Linked DNA regions of Homo sapiens: region 1 is linked to region 2. Evidence: chromatin loops called from intact Hi-C (ENCODE). Cell type or tissue: GM12878. All regions are shown on one strand. Region 1 overlaps CASC15 (cancer susceptibility 15). Region 2 has its middle 76 kb from the start of PRL.

Region 1 (5,000 bases), 300 kb before region 2:
TGGAATGTTGAGACTCTGAGGCCTTAAATAGGAGGTTTAGATTTGGGATGTCTGACTGAAAGAGGGTTAGGATTCAGGCTGATGTGGAGATGCTCATTGAGGAGTTCAAATTCTTCTCTGAGCCCTTAAGAATCTACCCAAAGGACAGTCTTCTGATGTTCAGTCTCTTTCTCATGAAAATGATCTTAGAAGTTTAATCCTTCAAATGACCTCTTAACATGACTTCTCATACTGGTGTGAGATTAGAAAAAAAAAATTCCAGCCTGAACCATCAAGGGCTCCAAAATGAAGATTTTTTTTGAGTTTTAAAACTCTGAAAAAGTTTTTCATAAGTTATAAAAACAGAAAGGTTCTTGAGAGGAAGGGTTTGTTTTGGGTCAGTGCCAATGTGCCACAGTTGCTTTCCTTGTGTGTGTTTGTGTGTTTGTCTTTGTCTTCTGTCTGCCTGTCTGCGGGGATGATTATGGATTCTTGAACTTGGTTCTTTCTTTCCTATTGATTGGTGAAGGGAAGAAGTTAAACTTTGGATTTGGCTCTATTTCCATTGTCCATTGAATCGGGAGAGTTAGCCCATTGGTTATTCTATTGCTCTTTTGCTATGATTTTGTGGGAAAATTGTCATTTTCACTTCCCCCTTCTTCTCTCCATCCTTTCCTCTCGTTAAAACAGACATGATGCCTTTAACGAATTGCCTTGGGATAGTTTGAAGTATAAAGGGAGGAAAAAGAGATTTAGCTCTTCCTGAGACAAGCCCTGAGTAGTAAAATCAATAATTCAAGAAATCACTTGCCCTTTAAAAAACAAACAAAAAAAGACTTGTAAATAGAACAAGATTGAGAAAAACATGTCTTTAGGCAGGCTAATCTAATCACACACAGAAGGCAGCCTGTTTTCTTACTTGCTGGATCGCTTCCACTTTATATTCTCACAGGGAACAATATATTAAGTACAGTATTTAGAAATATTTGTTGAATCCTACTGTCTGATTTTGGCAAGTCCCAAGGAAAAAAAGAATATGTCTTGGACTGCTTGAGCCTTCCTGGGAGGATATTGGAGTTTTCCCAGAGAGGCTGGCTTCACACTGTGGGAAACACTGGTTTGGTAGATAACACTGTTAGAATTTATATTTCAGAGGGCATTTAGTTGTCTTCAGAGTTTTAGAGCAGCCACAGCTGATCTTCTATGTCTCAGGATCTGAAGAAACTCAAAGTATAAGCTAGGCTTTCTTTATACTGATGTAGTCATTCTCTTTTGAGGGGCACCCTAACTTGTAACTCACTGATCCTGTGTTATGGCAGCAGGCTGAGTTCACCAGCACCAAAATATCCAGTTAGTGTATCAGAAGAGAAAATGTGGGTGTCACAAATAAGAGTAGCTAAAAGATAGGACATTATAGGGTGAAAGGTCCATTGGCTGATGCCGCCTTCTCTCAGGGAATGTTAAAGTGTCAACATTTTGGCAAAATCCTAAGCTAATTTTGTTTAAATGTGATCATCACATAGCATTGACTGAGTAATTGAAATTTGTGATGGGAAATAAGGATGAAATATTTAGAAAGTATGTTATGGCCCCTTTGCTTAAGAGTATATGCTAAAATAAAAGTATCTCATTACGAGGAATGTAAGTGAAATAAATTCTTTCAGTTTAATTTTCTCAGCATGTATCTGGCATTAAGTAGTTTTTATAAATCTTATGCAAGGGCCTATCCCACAGCTCTATTCCATTGGTGGCTTAAATGTGAAGTAGGCATATCTGAAGGGTTCTTTTGCTCTGTATTATAATGTTGAGAAGTTAGTTATTGAACCTATAGCTTTTCATCTCTAGAATGGAGATAAGAGAATCATCCTCAGAGTTTAAAAAAAAAACTTTTAATTTTTAAGTAGTTTTAGATTTACAGAAATGTAGCAAAAAAAGGAAGAGTGTAGTCTTACATCCCTTGCCTGGTTCCTTTTCTTGTTACCTTATTATGTATGCTTGTCAAAAAAAATTCAACATTGGGACTTGCCTATTAAATGACTCCACAGTTTGGGTTTTTTTTTTTTTATCTTTATATTTCACTGGTTCTTCCCTAATATCCTTTTCTGTTCCAGGGTCATACTGGATACGACATTGCATTTAGTAGTCATGTCTCTTTAGATTCCTCTGAACTATGAGGGTTTTTCAGCCTTTCCTTGTTTTAATGAGCTTAACAGTTTTGAGGCGTGCTGGTCAGATATTTTGTAGAATGTCCTTCAACTGAAATTCATCTCATGATTGGACTTGGTTATGGGTTTTTTCAGAGGAAGACCACAGAGGTGAAGCACCATTCTCCACCATCATATCAAGAGTACCTATGATCACCATGACGTATCACTATAGATGTTGATCTTGATAACCTGGCTGAGGTCATGGTGCCAAGTCTCTTCACTGCAAATTTGCCTTCCCCCGACTTTTTCCCATACTGCACTCTTTGGAATGAAATTACTAAGCACATGTCATAGGGTTATTTTAAGGTTTAAGTGAGATGATGAAGCTTGTGGTATAAAACCCAGTGCTTTAGAAAACACTCATGAATGTCAGTTGCTACTGTAGTTGCTGCCTTTACACTAGTCCCTTTCAATACATGAAAGCTAGTATTCTTTAGAGCTGCTTTCTCATAATTATACAGTTCTCAGCCATTTGCTGATATTGATCAGAAAGTAAAAATAACAAAAAAGAGTGCTCACACACCTTTCAAACGAGATGCCTGTATACAAAGTCACTCTAGGATGGAAGGATACGAATTCTCTCAAAGTTTACCATGGAGAGACTCTACTAAACTGGGATTATCAGCCTCTGGTCCTGTTTCATGTGATGGAGTCAGTCATTGATGACAGAGCTGGTGGGTTCTGGTTGGTCTTGGGCATGAGAGGGAGAAAGAAAGTTTAATTTAGGAGCTGAGCCTGAAAAATTGGTGAGGTTTTTTTTTTTCTTCCTCTGGTGATAGCTTTTGGGTAGAATTTTGAGTTCTTACTGGAATAAACGATCTTCAGCACTTCTCTGTGAAATGAAGGGCTTGTTCTGGGACCTGAAATGCTTCAAACCCTGTGCAGTTGTTGCCAGAGTGGCTGTCTGAGCCTGGATAATAGAGCCTGGAGTCCTATGTAACCATGTCTGTTGGAATAAATAAGAACAGCTGGTCGCTTGTACAGATACTGTTGGCATGAATTTTTTATTTAAGTCTCTCCATGTATCTAGTAAACAGTAAGCAGTATTCTAACATTACTAAAAGCCTCCTAAGTCTCCCACCAATAAATTTCCTTCACTCTTCCCCATTAAAAGTTCAGGGAGTAGGGCAAGGTTAATGTACCAGAGAAGGAATGGTAGGGAAGTATTTCTGAGCTGGAGAAAATAAGGTTCTTCTTCTGTGTCTCTTTTCCCATTTGACCTTCTAGTTTCTCTCTCAGATAACACATTTTTTTTTTTGGACTATTTCTTGGGAAAGCAAGATTTATACGATATTCTTTTGCTGTTTCTTATGTATAAGAGAGACTTATTCGTGTTAAAATGGAATACTCTGTCCCTGAGCGCTTAATGGGAAAAAAAATTTGCATTTGTGTTAAGGGGTAGGTGAGTGGTAAAATATTCTTTTGGTTTCTTTTAAATGTCTAGCAAGGAAACTCTTCCATGTATCTTTATGAATTTTTGTCTCAGAAAGCTTACTAGAGACTAAACACTCCTTCACTGTCCTATAGAGAACCAGAGATGTACTTAAAGAACATAGATGATGTCACGCATTCATTTTTTCTGTTTTTTTTTTTTCTTTCTTTTTGTTTTTGTTTTGAGACAGAGTCTTGCTCTGTCACCCAGGCTGGAGTGCAGTGGCACGATCTCAGCTCACCGCAACCTCTGCCTCCTGGGTTCAAGCGATTCTCCTGCCTCTGCCTCCCAAGTAGCTGGGACTACAGGTGTGTGACACCATGCCCAGCTAATTTTTGTATTTTTAGTAGAGACAAGGTTTTGCCAGGCTGGTCTCAAACTCCTGGCCTCAAGTGATCCGCCGGCCTTGGCCTCCCAGAGTGCTGGGATTATAGGCCTGAGCCACCACACCCAGCCTGTTGTTATCGTTGTTTTTAAAAGCAGAAAGAAATTTCCAGCTTAACCTGCCATATTAACCCTGGGGTGCTAAGAAGTGAGACCTATCAGAGACAATTGGCCCCATTGCTCTGTTATTTCTTTCGTCAAGGAGACATTGAGTTCCCTGCACTGGGTGCTAGGAATGTAAGTAAGAAGAAGATGGGATCTGTGTACCTTAGGAATCAAATGATAGTCTTTATGTGCTCTGGTACAGGTCTGTGTGTGTGTGTGTGTGTGTGTGTGTGTTTCTTTCAAGCCTTTGTGAGACTCCTATGGCAATTAGGAAGGCTCACAGATATTCTGATGGCCTTCCTTGGGCACACTCAGCACAGTTGTACTTTCTTGCCTCCTTTAAGTCTAGGCATGACTATGAAAGTGGCTTGCCATGAAATGTGGCAGAAGTCACATGTGTCACTTCCCAGATGAAGCTTTAAGAGTTGCCATGTGATTTGCTTCATCCCCTTCCCCTTACATTGGTTGAAGCACAGGCCACGAGAGAGCCTACACAGTCTGGTCATGTGATGAGGGGCTATGATGGAAAGACCTCCCGACCGAGGTTGAACATGTCATGTAAGCAAGAATTAAGCTTCAGTTACTACAAGTCATGGGGATTTAGGTAGAGGTGGTGTGTTCCTGCAGCATTATCCAGCCTGTCCTAAGTAATGCAGTCAGCATTCTTATCTCTTTAGAGTTATAGGAATTAAGGCCTCAATGTTGGGCTGTGGAGGGGATGTTCACAGTTGTGATGGTGGCAGCAGTGGTGGAAAATCTGTACATGTGGTAGTTATTGATGCACAAAAATTGGGCATCAGTTTTTAGAGGTGTGACCTACATTTCAGTATCGTTGTTAAATATCTGTAGGGAGATTACATCCCTTCTGACACTGTATGTCTAATTGTCAGTGA
Region 2 (5,000 bases):
AATACAGCAGACAAGAAATGATCATCTGACTGAAATGAACAGGATGCATACCTCAGTGTAACTGAGAAACCGCAGAACATCATCCACATTCATGCAGACCTAAGAAGGCATTTCTAGGCTCCTCTGGGCCTTTCCCAAGCCTTCTATTTGTCTGGAGCCAGAGGGAACCAACTATGATCAAGCTGTATCAGGGTTTGTTTTGTGTGCTGAAAGTCACAAGGTTCCAAAGGGAAAGGATCTGGCAGGAGAGGAAAGAGGATAAAAATGGTTGGGGGGACCTCCTCTTTTAGCTTTGGAGCTCCCCCCCAGACTGTCTCTGTACTGGGGAGCTTCTTTCTTCTGTCTTCTCCCTTTCTCCTTGCCTATTAAACTCTCCGCTCCTTAAAACCACTCCATGTGTGTCCATGTCATATTATCTAAACCGGCATGAGGACCAAGAACCCTGGTGTTCCTCCACTCATCAGAGCCGTATCATTTTGGTGCATGGGGCGGGAAAGGAAATTCAATCATCAGACTGGTGAATATGGAGCAGATTTCAACTTTAAATCTGTCCTTTAATCTCAAGGCTCTCTTCTAGCTACCCTGTCACCAAACTTTCTCTTTCTATCTGTGGTCTCTTGCCTTCTCTCTGTGTGTCTTATGTGCAGGAATCTTTACAGTTCAGGGAAACAGTTCTGTTGGAAAAGATCGTGAATCATGGCAGGCAGTAACTCAATCAATGTCTCCCTCTCTACATTTTCTCTGGTGAGCACATGGTATTTCTAAGCTACCTAGTAGAAATCAGGCCCTAGGCCTCTTCTGGGAATGGGAAGTTTCTGCTTTTAACGGTTTGGAGTAAGATGCCTTCCAAAGCCAAGTTTGAGTCTTGATACTGTCCCACAGGCAGGAAAACAGCCATTCGGTTCTTATGTTCTGTTAAGGCATCGATTTTGTCTCCTATTAAGACAGTACTTAATTAGTAAGGGGATTTTGAGTCTGGAGGTTAACCGGAACCATTCTTCTATGGGTACATGCTTTAGCATGGGCCATAATAGCAGAATATAGAGTTCAACCTAGCACGCCCCCCTCCCTTAAAGGGGCCTTGCCCAATTACATGGTTTTTTTGAGATCCATTTTTTGGAAGGCACATAGGCCACACAAGTCTAGGAGATCGAAGGGAAATAAAAGGCAGAGAACTGATTGCTTGGGGACATGGTGACTAAGGCCCAAAACTCAGTTCCTCTGGTGCCATGGCTTGGAGCGTCATGCCTGCAGTCATGGGCAGCACATTTAAGCTGGTGCCGGGAATCCAGGAGCGACGGAGAGAAAATAGTTGGGAGGACACCCTCTACTGTTTTCATCTCCATCCTGGATCACATACTGAAAGGAAGGAGACTAAAAGGATGCTTTTATTCTCACTTCTCTTTCTAGATGGGTAACAGATCATCTTCAACATGCACTCCACTGGAGTGTATGTTGAAGCATTGGGACTCCTTTGACCTTGAAACTTTGAAGAACAGTGGCTTATTTTCTTTTGCACAAGGGTATGGCCTTTCTACTAGACCTTTGCAAGTGTTGCAAGATCAACCCAGCTCTTTTAGCAACGATATCGGACAGGCCCAGGCAAAATAGTTCCCCCAAATTAAAAAAGTAACTTTCAAGGAAATCATCTGAGGGTCTTCCTTATTTGGGGCCCCTTCAAGTTCCCTTCTTATTGCAGGACCTTAGGCAAGTAAAGGGAAACTGAGGCTGACTTTTCTGACGACCCTGAGAGGTATATAGAAGCTTTCCAAAATTTAACTCAGGTATTTGATCTCACATGGAGGGATGTTATATTGCTGCTAAGTCAAACCCTCACTGCAGCTAAAAACAGGCAACTCAGCAAGCAGAAGAAAATTCTGGAGATGAGCAGTATGTCTCCTATAGTAGGCCAGAAGGGAAAAGAGAAAATAGGGAAGGCCAAGAAATAGGGGAATCACCATTCCCAATAGGAAGAGAGGTATTACCTCTTAACAACCCTAATTGAAACTCCTTTCTATGGTGTTTTTTCCTTCTTTTGTGGTTTAAAATGGCTTCTATCTCTTGTATAATGTTCTTACAACCTGCCTGGGAAAAGTTAATTTTCCAAATCTTAAAATGCTTGGTGTAGAGTTGAGCTAGGGACGAGGGAACCCAGAAGCCTGGCCGGCAAAAGGGTAAACATTTCTTACCAGGTGGGCTTTTGGCTTCTCTCTCCCTGTGCAAACTGGTAAAAGGGATAATAAGGATCACCGTTGATGTTCTCTGTAAATGTATAATTAATGAAAAAGGATTTGTAAGGTTGGTCTTAAGCTGCAGACAATCTTGTGTACTTTGCATGTCTTTCTATATGGTTCTGTCGGAGAAAGGGTGTCTTAGGTTAGGATGCAGGCCCAGGAGCCATTAAGCCTGCTGTTCAAGCCAGCCCAAGAAAGCGGTCGCTGGAAAACTTGGCTACAGGTCTCCATCTTGTTTCATGTCTTTGGAAACATAATCTGTAACCGCGTGGCAATACTTTATTTTAGTCTCCGCCATTTTACAATCGTGGCTGTCTTCTTGTGCTAAATCAGATATGCCAGTTTGTCAATCTGGGTGGTGCCAGCTGATCCATCAAGGGCAGGGTTTACAAAATATCTTAAGCACTATCTTCAGAGCAGTTTAGGGAGGGTCAAAATCTCGTAGCCTCCAGCTGCATGGCTCTTGGGCCATAGTTTATAATCCTGTGGCTAGTTTCTTGGTCTGGTCTCCAGGTAAGAGGGAAATATATCTTGGAAAGCTGCTGTTACCATCTTTGTTTTAGACTATAGACTGTAAACCCGGCTGCTCCCAAAATTGGTTCAGTCTATGGCCAGGAATGGGCAAGAACAGCTTGGGGGCTGGAAACAAAATGGAGTTGTTTGGGTCAAATCTCTTTCACTCTCTCAGTGACAGTTTTGCATTGACAGTTTCAAAAGCTGCCTATCACGCCTTAAAAAATATCTTGTACACTTGTGGTTAAGTCATAACCTAATTAAGGCTCATTGGTTTCACCCAGAAGGGTACTTTTTGTAAAGTTCAAAAGGTGAAAATCTGAACTGCTTGGTGTGGCTAAAGTCAAGTAACAAGAGATATAAAAGGATTTTTTTAAAGAATGCACAGCTTAATTAAAAGTAGATATTCAAGTTTTAGGTATATTTTAAAGGTCTTTATGTTTTTCTTTTCTCGAATCTTGTTTTTCTAGAAAAAGGCTCTTTTCTTCTCAGTTAACTGAATTATTTTTCTCCATTTTTTGTCTTACCACTCTTAATGCATGCATAAAAGGCCCTAAAATAACTTCTGGTAGTGTGGGACTCCTGGGGAAAAACAGAGGAGGTGCCACAAACCCCGTTTTGGGGAAAAAACCCTCCGTTTTCCTCGTGAAACTCCGGGAATTAAAAGGAGATAGATCCCTTTCAAAATCAAAGGCTCTGTCCTGTTTTGCATTGTGTTATCTGCCAGTTTTGAGTTTGGGGGGGATCAGAAATACTTTGCATTATGAGAGAACTTTGGTCTGTAATAACTAGCTAAAAAATACACTGTAAGGGATGGCTAATAGTAGTTATAAATCAGAGAAGCATGCTCTTGGCCACCTGGAAGATAAGGAAGCATCCCCACTCCCTACTGGGAGATGAGACTCCCATCAGGGATGGGCTAATTACAAAATAAACCAATTGGCTTTGGGTTGCTTTGTAATGAAATGCATGGTAGAAGCACTGCACCATCTTCTCCCATAACATCTATATGGTCTTTTCATAAATTAAGCATTAAAATAAAAGCATAGCAAGGAGGTCTTAAGACACTCATCTGCCCTTTAGTAAAAGGGTTATTATAAAAGGTTTGTAAAGATTTCACCTCATGGTCAAATTAGTTAGGATTACATGGAATAATCTATAAGGTTTCATGTAAACGAATTGGGGTTAACATTAATAAACTAATACAAGGGTAAAATTTTGCTTTGAACAAAATTTTCATGTCATAGTAAAGGCTAATAAAGGTTTTTGCCTTTTGAGTCATCATTTTGGCAAAATAATTTATGGCAACCTGGAAATTGTCCTTCCTGATGCCTGGCTTTTTGGATGGTTCAAAGGGCTCCTGAAACATTCAGAAAAGAGGTAGACAGGATCATTTGACATGTTTAGTCATATGAGATTGCCAAAATGATGTCCAAACTTCTTTAAGTTATATTTTGGTGAATAATACTAATATATGTTCCAAAATTATATGGGATTTCTAAAATTCTAATATCTAAGTATATACTATCAATTATAATTAAGGGTAAAGTTATTATAAGCCACAAAGATAAATAAACTTGTCAGTCGTATTTTTAACTGGAACTATCCTGGAAATTTGTCATTTTGCAGAAAATTGTTATCTTGCTTTGTTCCTTCTCAAAAGATGGTTTATAATCAAGCTATATTAAGGACTTTAATAGGTGTTCACAAATGCAGGTTTTTAATAGCTTTAAAGATTGTAACATTGAAATAAAGAATGTATGAGACTCATAAAGAGCTGACATGTTGACAAATGTAAAGCAAAACGAAAGTTAACTGAGTGGACTACACTTAGAAAGTTAAAGGAACCTTTTTAACTTTTGCTTGGAATACTGCTGATCCTTGTTTTGATTTTCAGAGTCAAGGAAAGTTATTTTAAACTATTTATGGCCTTTAATAATTGAGTAGGGTATACTCCTGTGAACAAAATTTGGACCATGTTTATTTTTCTCTGCCTGGTTCCTCTAGAATTTGGAGACTCTCTGTGAGTACTCTTACGGCAATATAGTTGTTTGCATCAGTGCAATAAGAATCCATTTTTCTTTGTCAACAGGACACAATTGGAAAAACTGGTTACTTTACCAATGCTTTTACTGAAAGGGTGTGTTTCCCTTTAAGGAATCAAGCTTGACATGCAGAGCCAATACAAGCCCCTTGGGGAGAACTGGCCTCATATCTTGTCTACACAGTCCCCACACAGGGTTCCTAACCTGT

What was found. A loop is a pair of places that touch in the nucleus more often than their neighbours do. Peaks named below come from ENCODE experiments on the same cell type or tissue, not always from the same donor. Only the 100,000 strongest peaks of a DNase experiment are listed, where the experiment ranks them.
Region 1: it touches region 2 in a loop (2.2-fold over the local background); 1 of 110 quality-filtered maps calls a loop at or near these places.

What each region holds. Positions count from the first base shown.
Region 1 is chr6:22,066,319-22,071,318 of GRCh38, forward strand. The region is part of intron 8 of CASC15 (cancer susceptibility 15); the gene reads left to right. Among named protein-coding and RNA genes, the nearest start is that of NBAT1, 78 kb to the right of the region's middle. In GM12878, no CTCF peak of the experiment used is centred here; a DNase peak (open chromatin) is centred at 2,413; H3K27ac peaks cover 1,353 bases.
Region 2 is chr6:22,370,159-22,375,158 of GRCh38, forward strand. It overlaps a transcript of LOC105374971 not described here. Among named protein-coding and RNA genes, the nearest start is that of PRL, 76 kb to the left of the region's middle. In GM12878, no CTCF peak of the experiment used is centred here; a DNase peak (open chromatin) is centred at 2,983; H3K27ac peaks cover 1,465 bases.